Regions from separate parts of the Homo sapiens genome. Here all the other regions are linked to region 1. Evidence: chromatin contacts called from ENCODE Hi-C or POLR2A ChIA-PET data. All regions are on one chromosome and are shown on one strand. The core of a region is the stretch at or near the end of the contact, and the rest is flanking DNA. Distances in the headings are between cores, read along the strand shown. Region 1 holds the start of PCBD2 (pterin-4 alpha-carbinolamine dehydratase 2). Region 2 holds the start of LINC02999 (long intergenic non-protein coding RNA 2999). Region 3 overlaps JADE2 (jade family PHD finger 2). Region 4 has its middle 46 kb from the start of SAR1B.

The links. Hi-C counts contacts between places; a loop is a spot of excess contacts on that map. ChIA-PET counts read pairs that join two places held with the same protein, here RNA polymerase II (POLR2A). Pooled maps may share reads with other maps.
Region 2: a loop to region 1 is called in a map of mammary epithelial cell, with 7 times the contacts of the local background. The contact joins the promoter of LINC02999 here to the promoter of PCBD2 in region 1. A Hi-C loop is called at or near these places in 1 of 168 maps with a recorded cell type or tissue (mammary epithelial cell) and 3 of 50 pooled maps. POLR2A ChIA-PET finds 5 or more read pairs at or near these places in 4 of 52 experiments (B cell, H1, OCI-LY7 and 1 more).
Region 3: a loop to region 1 is called in a map with no recorded cell type, with 12 times the contacts of the local background. The contact joins the enhancer-like site here to the promoter of PCBD2 in region 1. A Hi-C loop is called at or near these places in 3 of 37 single-sample maps with no recorded cell type and 10 of 50 pooled maps. POLR2A ChIA-PET finds 5 or more read pairs at or near these places in 4 of 52 experiments (WTC11, activated B cell, activated T-cell and 1 more).
Region 4: a loop to region 1 is called in a map of HCT116, with 9 times the contacts of the local background. The contact joins the enhancer-like site here to the promoter of PCBD2 in region 1. A Hi-C loop is called at or near these places in 10 of 168 maps with a recorded cell type or tissue (B cell, Caco-2, GM12878 and 6 more), 18 of 37 single-sample maps with no recorded cell type and 19 of 50 pooled maps. POLR2A ChIA-PET finds 5 or more read pairs at or near these places in 8 of 52 experiments (A549, CD4-positive, alpha-beta T cell, CD4-positive, alpha-beta memory T cell and 5 more).

Annotation. Positions count from the first base shown.
Region 1 is chr5:134,903,681-134,906,722 of GRCh38, reverse strand. It overlaps PCBD2 (pterin-4 alpha-carbinolamine dehydratase 2), which reads right to left and starts at 1,592. Exons shown (of 4, transcript NM_032151.5): 1 at 1,500-1,592. The coding sequence starts at 1,583. RefSeq lists enhancers at 509-1,094, 1,095-1,679 and a silencer at 1,277-2,036.
Region 2 is chr5:134,433,513-134,436,554 of GRCh38, reverse strand. It overlaps LINC02999 (long intergenic non-protein coding RNA 2999), which reads left to right and starts at 1,508. Exons shown (of 3, transcript NR_105044.1): 1 at 1,508-1,565. RefSeq lists an enhancer at 1-337.
Region 3 is chr5:134,543,525-134,546,566 of GRCh38, reverse strand. The region is part of intron 3 of JADE2 (jade family PHD finger 2); the gene reads right to left. Among named protein-coding and RNA genes, the nearest start is that of JADE2, 19 kb to the right of the region's middle. RefSeq lists enhancers at 1,407-1,746, 2,007-2,106, 2,167-2,436, 2,537-2,766, 2,867-2,966. Within about 2 kb of position 1,390, at least 20 of the 41 ENCODE cell types and tissues checked have a DNase peak (open chromatin) inside an H3K27ac peak, as active enhancers do.
Region 4 is chr5:134,585,433-134,588,474 of GRCh38, reverse strand. No RefSeq gene overlaps it. Among named protein-coding and RNA genes, the nearest start is that of SAR1B, 46 kb to the left of the region's middle. Within about 2 kb of position 1,499, at least 8 of the 41 ENCODE cell types and tissues checked have a DNase peak (open chromatin) inside an H3K27ac peak, as active enhancers do; they include HCT116, where a contact is called at or near this core.

The DNA of each region.
Region 1 (3,042 bases), core at 343-2,842:
TTACAGATCTTGAATGTGAGGGTACCTAGCATTGAGCCTGGCATGGGGCAGCGCTCAAATCATGTCTGTTGACTCATTCCTTCCCAGAACACCCTAATCTTACTGGATCACTAGCACCTGGGGCAGAGTACGCCTGAAGACACGCCTAGGTGACAGTAGGCACTCAACTTGTGTTCTCCCCTTCGTGGACAAGAAGCGGCGGAGTGCCTATCTTCCTCCGTCTTCGAGCTATTTTAAATTTCTTCTATTACAGCACTTTGGGAGGCCGAGGAGGGTGGATGACGAGGTCAGGAGATCGAGACCATCCTGGCTAACACGGTGAAACCCCGCCTCTACTAAAAATACAAAAAAATTAGCCGGGCGTGGCGACGGGCGCCTGTTGTCCCAGCTACTCGGGAGGCTGAGGCAGGAAAATGGCGTGAACCCGGGAGGCGGAGCTTGCAATACGCCGAGATCGCGCCACTGCACTCCAGCCTGGGTGACGGCGTGATTCTCCTTCTCAAAAAAAAAAAAAAAAAAAAAAAAAAATTCTTCTATTAAAGAATTTCAGGCCAGGCGCAGTGGCTCGCGCCTGTAATCCCAGCACTTTGGGAGGCCGAGGCAGGTAGATCACCTGAGGTCAGGAGTTCGAGACTAGCCTGGCCAACATGGCGAAAACCCCTCTCTACTAAAAATATAAAAAATTACCTGGGCGAAATGGCACGCGCCTGTAATCGCAGCTACTCGGGAGGGTGAGGCAGGAGAATAGCGTGAACCCAGGAGATGGAGGTTGCAGTGAGCCGAGATCGCGCCACTCCACTCCGGGCTCGGCGATACAGCGAGACTCCGTGTCGAAAAAACAAAACAAAACAAAACATTTCAAACTGAAATGGGCGGTTAAAATGCAACTTAAAATGAGATGGTGAGTTTAACGCACCACTTTTCCACTAGGTGGTGCTGCATGTTAAAACTTTCCCTCCATTTACTCCAAAATATTAATTTCTACAGCAGGAAAACTGACGGCCCCTTGGAAAAGGAAAGAAAAGTCAATATGTCACCAAAAAAGACAATTTATTAATAACTCCTCCAAAACCTCTGTGGGTTCCCCTTGGAGTGAAGCGCGAGCAGGGAGCCGCCATAGGGAGCCAGGCCCGCAGCGCCGTTCGTCCTCAGCACAACGAGCGGCAGCGGGCACCGAATTGTTCTGCAACTACTTTTCACATCTGCCTTTTGTAGTTGCTGAACAAAATTCGTTCCCATTTGTTTCCGGTTGGCAAGTTCGTAGGCTTCGGCGGAAGTGTAAAGTCAAGGGCAAGTGGCGGAGGCTGCGGCCACCCCGGTCTCTGAGCGGCGCACCGGACAGGTGGTCAGTCCCGGGACGCGGTGACCCGACGCCCGAGCTCCAAGGCTCGGCCCACGCCGGGTTCGCCCCAGTCCCGCTGGTCCCTCAGCCGACGCCGCCGGGCCTCGCACCGCCCCCCGACCCCGGACCCCCACCCACGCGGCCGCTGTGCACTCACCATGGCCGCTAGCCCTAGGCTCTGGCCTCGCAGCGCCGCCAACAAGCGCCGCGTCGCCCCGAGCGCCCCGAGCACCGCCGCCATTGGCCGTCTGCCGAGGGCTGCCCCGCGCGCTGCCTGCCGGCCGCCCACAGCCGCCCCCGACCCGACCACGCCCAGCTACCGCCAGCCCTGGTAGTCTCCCTGCGGGGCTGGCCCGGAGCGGGGTCTGTGTGTGGGAAGCGCCCAGCCTTCCCGCGGGCACAGGCGCAGCCCGGACCCCGAACACCCCCAGGAGCTTCAGCGGTCGCCAGCGCCCTTGGCCGCCAGGTGGACTCTGCGCGCCCCACAGCCGTAGGCCCAGCAGGCGCGCGCGGTCCCCGCCCCGTGCGGGCCCGTCGCGTCTGTGCCCGGGACGCAGGTCGCCCGGCGCGCGCTGGCCTTGCCCTCCGGTCCTCGCTGCGCTAGGAGGAACTTCGCCCAGCCTCGGGCGCCGGCCTCCTCCGCTTCGCGGGCGCTAGCACCGAGCTGGGCTCCCCGCTTGGCGGCGCTGCGCGCAGTCCATGCGGGCAGGAGGATGTCGTAGGCCAGGGCGGGGCAGTTGAGCGGCGGGGCTGGGGCAGTGAACCACGGCAGTTCCCATCGGGGGCTCCTAAGTCTTGCAGTAGTGGGTTCGAACGCAGCCTCTGTTCAGTCATCACGCAGCTGCCAAGTTCTTGAGCCAGCTGGCTCGTCTGGGTTTGCCTGGACCAAAAAGTGTGGAAACCCGGCCTGTAATCCCCTCCCAAACGTGTCCGTGCCCTGTTTACCCCCAGGCTCAGCACACAGTAGGAGCTCTGCAGACAGCTGTGAACAGATTTAGGTGAATCTTTTCTTGTATCATTTTTGGGGAGGTATTCTTTCATTCTTTTTTTTTTTTTTTTTTTGACTTTTTTGAGATGTAATTGACATACTATTAAGAATACTCACTTGTATCTTTTTTTTTTTTTTTTTTTTTTGAGACGGAGTCTCGCTCTGTCGCCCAGGCTGGAGTGCAGTGGCGCGATCTCGGCTCACTGCAAGCTCCGCCTCCCGGGTTCACGCCATTCTCCTGCCTTAGTCTCCCGAGTAGCTGGGACTACAGTCACCCGCCACCACGCCCGGCTAATTTTGTTTTTGTATGTTTAGTAGAGACGGGGTTTCACAGTGTTAGCCAGGATGGCCTCAATCTCCTGACCTCGTGATCCGCCCGCCTCGGCCTCCTAAAGTGCTGGGATTACAGGCGTGAGCCACCGCGCCCGGCCTCTTTTTTGTTTGTTTTTAACTGAATAGTTTAAGCAGGCCAGGCATGGTGGCCCGCACCTGTAATCACAGCACTTTGGGAGGACAAGGCAGGAGGATCACTTGAGGCCAGATGTTCGAGATCTGCCTGGGCAACATGGCAAAACCCCATCTCTATTAAAAATACAAAAATTAGCCACGCGTGGTGGCACGTGCTGGTAGTTCCAGCTATCCGTGAGGCTGAGATGGGAGGATGGCTTGAGCCCGGGAGGCTGCAGTGAGCTGAAATCACGCCACTGCATTC
Region 2 (3,042 bases), core at 259-2,758, 470 kb after region 1:
AGAGACTCAGGGCATGCTTTAGGTGGCTGCAGGGTTTTGGTTTCCAGAGCTGTTTAGGGTGACAGTGAGTGCAACAGCAGACTTTTGAAGCACTTGACATTTAAGACGTCATCATTATAATCTCAGGTCTCTGTGCTCCTCTCCAATTAAATGCAGTAGGAAGGGTCTGTCATTTCTCTATGAGTCCTAGAAACCAAAGGCAAAGGACTCACCAAACACACACCCAGAGAAAGCCATACGGAATGGGTAGCAGCAAATGAAAGGCTTCATGCTGGCTGGGCATGGTGGCTCACACCTGTAATCCCAGCACTTTGGGAGGCTGAGGCCGGTGGATCACTTGAGGTCAGGAGTTCAAGACCAGCCTGGCCAACATGGTGAAACCCCATCTCTCTTAAAATACAAAATATTAGCTGGGCGTGGTGGCGTGCATCTGTAAGCTCAGCTACTCGGGAGGCTGAAGCACAACAATCGCTTGAACCTGGGAGGCAGAGGTTGCAGTGAGCCAAAATCATGCCACTGCACTCCAGCCTGGGCAACAGAGCAAAACTCTGTATAAAAAAAAAAAAAGGCTTCATGTCTTCCTGTGGACTTTCTTCCTTGCACTCTGAATGAAATACTTTATGGCTCCCTGGCTTCAGAAGTGAGATTGCATTTTTTAGTATTACCCTTAGAGCTTCCATACAGAGTCTCTCCTTGTGTCAGGCACTGTGTCCAGCCTCTGCATGCAGCATCTCATCGAGTCACCACAAAGCCATATTGAGTTAACTGCTGGCAACATTTTCTTTCTATAGGTGAGGAGGCTGTTGCTCACAGAGGACAGGTGACTCAGCCAGAGCCACAGAGTCAGGATTTCAATCCAGGGCTGCTGGATTACAGAGCCCAGTCTCTGAATCACCAGCCTTTCTGACTCCTGCAGAAGAGGGCTATGTTTGTGTCCATGCATGTGCCTACGTATCTTTGACTGAGAGATGTGAATGACAGTTTCCCTTCCCAGTTCCACATACTCCATGACTGTAAGTAGGAGCCAGGTGCTCACAGATTCACCATCCCCCAAGTCCCAGGCCCCTTTGTCACCTGGAATGTCCCATGTCATCATCTCCCAAATCTGATTTTCTTCTAAGGTTGCCTTGCAGGCCGGGCACCAGTCTCCAGGCAGCTCTCCTGGCCCAGTTTGATGGTCTTCTTCATGTTTTCCTCCCTTCAGCCCCTTAAACAGGCAGAGGCCAGGTGGGGCTCGCCTCAGGGTAGCATCCCCATCTATTTCCCCTCTCTCCCTAGACTCCCAGCCCCATATTTGGGGTCTGGTCCCCTTTAGCAGCCTGTCACAATGACCTCTGCACCTGTGGAATGTTTTGAGAATGCAGATTCCTAGTTCCCTCCCCAAACCACCTGAAACAAAATCTTGAAGGGCAGAGGCTGGGGTGTGGATTTTTTTTTTTGAGACGGAGTTTTGCTCTCCTTGCCCAGGCTGGAGTGCAATGGCACAATCTCGGCTCACCGCGACCTCCACCTCCCGGGTTCAAGTGATTCTTCTGCCTCAGCCTCACGAGTAGCTGGGATTACAGGCATGTGCCACCACGCCTGGCTAATTTTGTATTTTTAGCAGAGATAGGGTTTCTCCATGTTGGTCAGGTTGGTCTCAAACTCCCGACCTCAGATAATCCACCCGCCTCGGCCTCTCAAAGTGCTGGGATTACAGGCGTGAGCCACTGTGCCTGGCCTGGGGTGTGGATTTTTACAAAGGTCTCCCAGTGATCTGATCTAGAGCCCCCTGGACTCTAGCCTCTCCCTCTCTGAACCTTCTGAGCTACAGCTATCAACTTAATTTTCCTTTTTTTTTTTCTTTTGACACAGGGTCTCACTCTGTTGCCCAGGCTGGAGTGCAGTGGCGCAATCTCAGTTCACTGCAACTTCCGTTCCCTGCAACCTCCAGCTCCCGCGTTCAAGCGATTCTCCTGCCTCGGCCTCCCAAGTAGCTGGGACTACAGGTGCCTGCCACCACACCCAGCTAATTTTTGTATTTTTATTTATTTATTTTTCTGAGACAGGGTCTCGCTCTGTCACCCAGGCTGGAGTGCAGTGGTGCAATCTTGGCTCACTGTAACCTCTGCCTCCTGAGTTCAAGCAATTCTCCTGCCGCAGCTTCCCAAGTAACTGGGACTACAGGCGCCTAACACTACGCACGACTAATTTTTGTATTTTTAGTAGAGATGGGGTTTGGCCATGTTGGCCAGGCTGGTTTTGAACTCCTGACCTCAGGTGATCCACCTGCCTCGGCCTCCTAAAGTGCTGGGATAACAGGTGTGAGCCACTCCTCCCGGCCAACTTAATTTTCTGAAAGCACAGTTTGTCTCATGTTACTCTCCTGCTCAAAATCCTTGGGTGGCTCCCAATGCCTGCAGAAAAATCCAAAGACCTTGGTGTGGCATTCAAAGCCCTATCCATCTGGTCTACTCACTCGTCTGCTAACTTTTCCCTGTCACGGGCTCCCAGCCTGGCTTTCCCGCCTTAGCTTGTCTGGACTTTCTGTATCAGGGCACAGTGGAGCACACTGAAATGGCAGCAATCCTTCCCTAAGACTGTGAGCCCTTCTATAAGAGGAATGACTGCTAAAGTGTCCTCATAATTTGAGAGCCTTGTGTGCAGCTTTACATGAGGGGGTTTTGTGTGGCCTGCAGATGAAAGGAGATCCACCAGCAGATGCAACACAATAGCACTAATGTGTCAACACAGGAGAGTAGAGAAGTGGGGCTCATGCTGAATTCCAAAGAGATGATATTTCAGCGTTCCCCTTGCTTTTTATTCATGCACAGGAGATGGACCAGACCTTCAAGCACTGGGGCAAGGGCCGTGCTGCCAAGCGCCTCTCCAGCTTTTCCATCCCCATTCCAAAACAAAAGCAGAGAGACATATTTGGGTCTGGTTGCTGTTGTTCAAAAGGTCAAGAGTGTTTTACCGATACCATTAAACAATGTGTGTGCTCGGCGTGGTGGCTCACGCCTGTAATTCTAGCACTTTGGGAGGCCGAGACAAGTGGATCAA
Region 3 (3,042 bases), core at 141-2,640, 360 kb after region 1:
CGAACTCCTGACCTCAAGTGATCCACCCACCTCAGCCTCCCAAAGTGCTGGGATTACAGGTGTGAGCCACCACGCCCAGCCTATTTGTGCAATTATATTTTTAATGTCCATCTCTTCTAATAGTCAAGCTGCAAGAAGACAGGGACTGCATATGTCCTGTTTATCACTGTGCCTGCTTTTGGCACAGTGTTTGACACACAGCAGGTACTCAAGAAATGCTTGTGGAACAAAAATTAGCCAGTTATGGTGGCTTGCCTGTAGTCCCAACTACCTGGGGGGCTCAAGCGGGAGGACTGCCTGAGCCCAGGAGGTAGAGGCTGCAGTGAGCTGAGATCATGCCACTGCACTCCAGCCTGGGTGACAGAGGGAGACCCTGTCTCAAAACAAACAAACAAACAAACAAACAAACAAAAAAACAAAAAACGAAATGCTTGTGTAAAGAGTCAGTGAATGAATGAATGAATGAATCCCAGGATTTGTATGAAGTATGACTAAACTTTCCTGCCCTGTCTTAGCAGGGAGAGAAGAGGCAGGAGGCTGGCAGGATTCTTCCAGGTGAAACTGAGAAACTGGTCTTGGTCACTGTCCCAAAGCCAATTAAAATGGCTTTGGCCAGGACAATCTCTCCTGGACATCTGTCTACACCAAAAGTCCCAACGTAGAGCTGGAAGTGGTGCCTTCTTCCTCACCCCTCAAGGAAAGTTTGAAGGTCTGTACTTAAAGAGCCAACCTCATCACAATTGTTTTCTGAGCACCTCATCTCATTAGAAATGACAGCTAACAGAGAAAGGTAATTGCCCTGTTAAGGCATGTCAGGTATTATGTTAAAGTTTTACATATATCGTGGCTCCTAATTCATATTACCCCCATTTTACAGATGTGGAGACTGAGATTCAGAAAGGTGAAACCACTTGTGTGAGGTCCCCACTGTCCTTTAACCACAGCAATACTGCTTGCAAGACACAGAGGGCTCTTCTTTTAAAAAATCTTTTCTGGGCCGGAACCTGATAAAGAGTTTCCCAGCCAAGAGCAAACTTATGCAGTTAAAATTCAGTATAAAACACGAAAGAAGGGCTATGAGAATAGCTACCCCCTGCCCAGTTGTGTTGCAAGCTACCACTAGGCTAAGTTCGTAAGACACTTAAAAAAAAAAAAACCCCACTCAACGTCTCTTTCTTTTATTTTCATGAGGATAACAGCACTTCCTGCTCTTAAAGAGAATTTATTACACACATTTCTTTTGCAAGACAAGTCCCAGAGGCCAGGAGGCCCTTCCAGCTGGCGGAGCAGCAACGTTTCCAACTATAGAAGTGGATCCTGCCCCCCACCCCAGAGAAAGGCAGTGTGAGTCTCAGAAAGCAGGCACTTAGCCTAGCGGAAGGGCTCGCCCCAACCCGCCTGCCTCACAGGGTAGCAAAGGAACTGCTGGTGGGCTGGAAACTTGGCTCAAAACCACAAGGGCAAGCACAAAACCTTTTTTTGGATTCTCCTGTTTTATCTATCAAATTATGGGCATTTTGCATTTTACTGTACCATACGCCTTCATTGTTCTACTATAAAATGGCATTTCAAACATCTGGATAACACCTCTGCTCCTCAGAAGGCATCTTATTTATCCTGTGGTTTGGAGCCCCAACACAATCTGGCCACCCCTGTCTTTACCCTTCACCCAGGGTAGAAGGAGGATTCCATTTTTAAAAGCATGGGTTGAGCTAAGAAGCTGCATCTCCACTCGCTGTGTTTTTTGGGGGAGTGGGGGGTGGCACTCCATATAGAGGGACTTTCAAGGACACTGGGTCTGGGGGACACCCTCTTGCTGGCAGCAGAGGCTTCTCTCAGGCCCCTTCCCCAGGGACTAAGTGCTACACATTGGTGAAGGGCCTCAGTGGTACATGCAACTAGGGATGTACTAATTTGTCACCACAGCCTATAGAGGAGCTGACAGCTGAATCCCCACTCCCACCATCCAGGCTTCCAGCTCAGGGTGGCCTGCTTTACCCGACACTCCCCACCTCCTGCCCCACTCACCTCTGGGGTTCCCTTCACCCCCCAGGGCTCCATGAGTCTCGGGAAGGAGTCACATCTACAGATCATCAACTCCCTGGGAGGACCCAGGGCAGAACTCTATGATAAGGGCTCTGAGGCTCACTCGCCTGGGGTCACAGATGTCCTCGGGCAAAGCCTGGGTGTTTTGGCAAAGCCAGGCTGCACCTCCCATAACAGACACCTTCCTGTGTAGCACCTGCATCCTGCTGACAAAGGACAAGCTCCCCAGGGACAGGGCCTGTGCTTTCTGTCCCCAGCACTGAGCTAGGCCCACTAGGTACTCTTAAGCACTTGCTGATTTTGATCAGCATCAGCAGCTCCCGGTCCAGAGACCCAGGCCTCTGCCCACTGGCTGACTTCTGGGGACTCTGACTTCCTGAAAATGCAGCTTTCTACCTCAAGACAGCCTGCTTGGGGAAACCCCCACCGCTTGGCCTGCCCTTCCGCCTGTGTCTCTGCCCAGGCCAGAGGAGGACACTACCTCAAACAGTAGCCCTCCAAAACATGCGGCTGGCCTCCAGGTCTCTCCCAGAACTGTCCTTCACACCTCCGGCAAGTCCGGGGTGGGGCAAAAATTTGTTAATTCCCCAGCCCCTGTGGGAAGGACATGGAGTGGTGGACTGCCCCCACCCACACTCCCTGACGTTGCTTAGATCTTTGAACCAGGCTGGAGAGCCTCCCTCCCTCTCCTTCAACCTAGCCACAGCTTCCACTCCCCACCCCCTCAAAAATACTCAAAGAAGCTTCCAGGGAACAACCAAGCCAGGAACTCCTGTTTTAGGCAAAGGGAAGGGAAAAGTCTATGGCAGTTGTCTTTTTGCTTTTTTTGCTTTTTTTTGTTTTTGAGACAGAGTCTTGCTTTGTAGCTCAGGCTGGAGTGCAGTGGTGCAATCTCGGCTCACTGCAACCTCCGCCTCCTGGGCTCAAGTGATCCTCCTGCCTCAACCTCCTGAGTAGCTGGGATTACAGGTGTGCATCACCATGACCAGCTAATTT
Region 4 (3,042 bases), core at 250-2,749, 320 kb after region 1:
AAAATCTCTCCAGCCAGCAAATGGGGACCCTGTATCCCTACCCATGTTTCCTCAGAATGGGCTGGTGCGGATGCTTCTGAGCTCAGGCCTGGCTTGGAGTACTGGGGGCCAAGCAATACTCTGCTACGATGAGCTTGCCCTTAAGCCACCTGCTTGACTGAAACCCCATCCTTTCTTCCCTCCCTTTGACTCTTGGCAGGGAGTCCATCTGAACTCAAAAGGCTGCCTTGAAGTCCATATTTTATTATCTCTCTAAAAAAATTTTCTTCAGACAGGTATGGTGGTTCATGCCTGTAATCCCAGAGCTTTGAGAGACCAAGGGCTGAGGTGGGAGGATCACTTGAGCCCAGGAGTTGAAGGCTACAGTGAGCTGTGATTGCACCACTGTGCTCTAGCCTAGGCAGCAGAGTGAGACCCTATCTCAAAGAGTGAGACCCTGTCTCTTTTTTTTTTTTTTTTTTTTTTTTTTTTTTTTTTGCAGTAGAGATGAGGTCTCACTATGTTGCTCAGGCTGGGCCTGAACTCATGGGCTCAAGCGATCTTCCCAATTCAGCTTCCTAAAGCACTGGTATTACAGACATGAGCCACCACTCCTGGCCAATCTCCTTTTTTTTTCAGATGGAGTCTTGCTCTGTCACCCAGGCTGGAGTGTGATGGCACCATCTCGGCTCACTGCAACCTCTGCTTCCTGGGTTCAAGGGATTCTCCTGCCTCAGCCTCCTGAGTAGCTGGGATTACAGGTGCCCGCCACCATGCCTGGCTGATTTTTGTATTTTTAGTGGAGACGGGGTTTCACCATGTTGGCCAGGCTGGTCTCAAACTCTTGACCTTGTGATCCGCTTGCCTCGGCCTCCCAAAGTGCTGGGATTACAGGTGTGAGCCACCGCGCCCGGCCCTCCTCTTTTTTATTCATTATTTTTATTTTAATTTTCTTTTCTTTTTTTTTTTTTTTTTTTTTTTTTTTTTTTTTGAGACAGGGTAGTTGCGAGGCCACTTGGAGCTACCTGCATTTCCAGCATGGGCCAGAGGTGCCTATGTGAGTCCTGAAGCTTTCATCGCCAAGAAAAGATGCCTTTGCTGCCTCCTCTGGCCGCTCTGAACACAGTCGGAGGCTGCAAGGAGGACTGAGGCCAGCTCTAGAAGGACCAAGTGCTCTCTCTCTCTCCACTCTGCTGTGAACTTCCTTCCTTTCTTTGGCAGGGTCTGGGTCTCCTTAGCCACCCATCCAACCCGGGACTGGGCACCCAGCGGACCTCAGCCAATAGTTTATTCTCCCAAGAGGCGCCTCGTCCCTTAACAACCACCCTGTCACTGAAGCCTGATAGAGAAGACTCTACTCTGCCCTGGCTGGCAAGGGGGCATGCAGCAGGAGGTGCTGGAGTGCAGGAGCCTCAGCAGGGACAGAGGAGGGGGAGGCTGGAGCTCTGCAACCTGGAAATGAGGGGTTGGCCCTGGCCCTGTGGGCCTTGCCACCCGCGGTGGGAGTTGCCAGGGCTAGGGCCTAGCGGGCAGCAGGGGGCGCCCCAGACCCTATCTTGCAGGAGTTTGGAGCGACTAAGGGAATTCAGAGAGGGCAATGGAGACTTTCCTCACCCCACAGATTAATACTCTCTCACTAGCAGCACAGTCTCAGTGTGTCACTGCACACTGATTTGTGATTATCTACTTAAAGTCTGTCTCCCACTTTGGCCTGGTCTCTGGAAGGGGCGTGTTGTCCCCACAGTGTCCTCAGGGCCCTGCAGCAGATTCTCAGTGAGTGCTGAATCAATATCTCAATATCTGCATGAATGAAAGGTGGTTCCCTAGGCTGGGCGCAGTGGTTCACACCTGTAATCCCAGCACTTTGGGAGGCCGAGTCAGACAGATCACGAGGTCAGGAAATCGAGACCAGCCTGGGCAGCCTGGTGAGACCCCGTTTCTACTAAAAATACAAAAAATGAGCCAGACGTGGTGGCGAGTGCCTGTAGTCCCAGCTACTTGGGAGGCTGAGGCAGGAGAATCGCTTGATCCCGGGAGGCAGAGGTTGTAGTGAGGAGGGATCGCGCCACTGCACTCCAGGCTGGCCAACAGAGTGAGACTCCGTCTCAAAAAAACAAAAACAAAAACAAAGGTAGTCCCCAAGACCACCCCCAGCCTCCCATCAGATCCCTATGCCATCAGCTGTGAGTCCTGGTGGCAAGAGGACTGGCCCACCATGAGGGAGCTGCGACCAGGTCAGTGCCATCCTCCTCCAGTCCCACACTCAGGGGCTCTCAGCGGGCAGGGATAGCCAACTCCAGGGGAGAAGCCTAGGAGTGCTAATCAAATGTGAGACTCCCACCCTCAAGCAGCCATGTAGGCTGGTGCAGAGAGGATCCCAGAGGGACCAGGGCTGGGAATGCAGGGCCAGGCCTGGTGGTCCTCAACCTCCTGCCTTCCCTTGGGGAAGGGGGTCAGGGGTTCCTCATGGCTATCTGTCTCTCACTCCATAGGAGCCTGGATGACTCCTGGGCAACTCAAGGGAAGGCTGAGGGTCTCTAGGGCTCTGCTGCCCAACAGGGTAGCTACTAGCCACATGTGGCTTTGAGCACTTGAAATGTGGCTAGTCTGAATTGAGATGTGCTGTAAGTGTAAAATACACCCTGGATTGTGAAAAGAATGCAAAATCTCTCATTAATAGTTATTTTACATTGATTACATGTTTAAAGACATTTGGATGTAATGGGTTAAATAAAATATATTATTAAAATTCCCTATATCTGTTTTTGTTTGTTTGTTTTTTGAAACAGAGTCTCACTCTGTCGCCCAGGCTATAGTGTAGTGGTGCTATCATGGCTCACTGCAGCCTCAACCTCCCAAGCTCAAGCAATCCTCCCACCTCAGCCACCCGAGTACCTAGGACTAAAAGTGTGCGCCACCATGCCCAGCCAATTAAAATTTTTTTTTTTGTAGAGATGGGGTCTTGCCATGTTGTCTAGGCTGGTCTCGAACTCCTGGGTTCAAGCAATCCTCCTGCCTCGGCCTTCCAAAGTGCTGGGATTACAGGCATTAGCCACCATACCT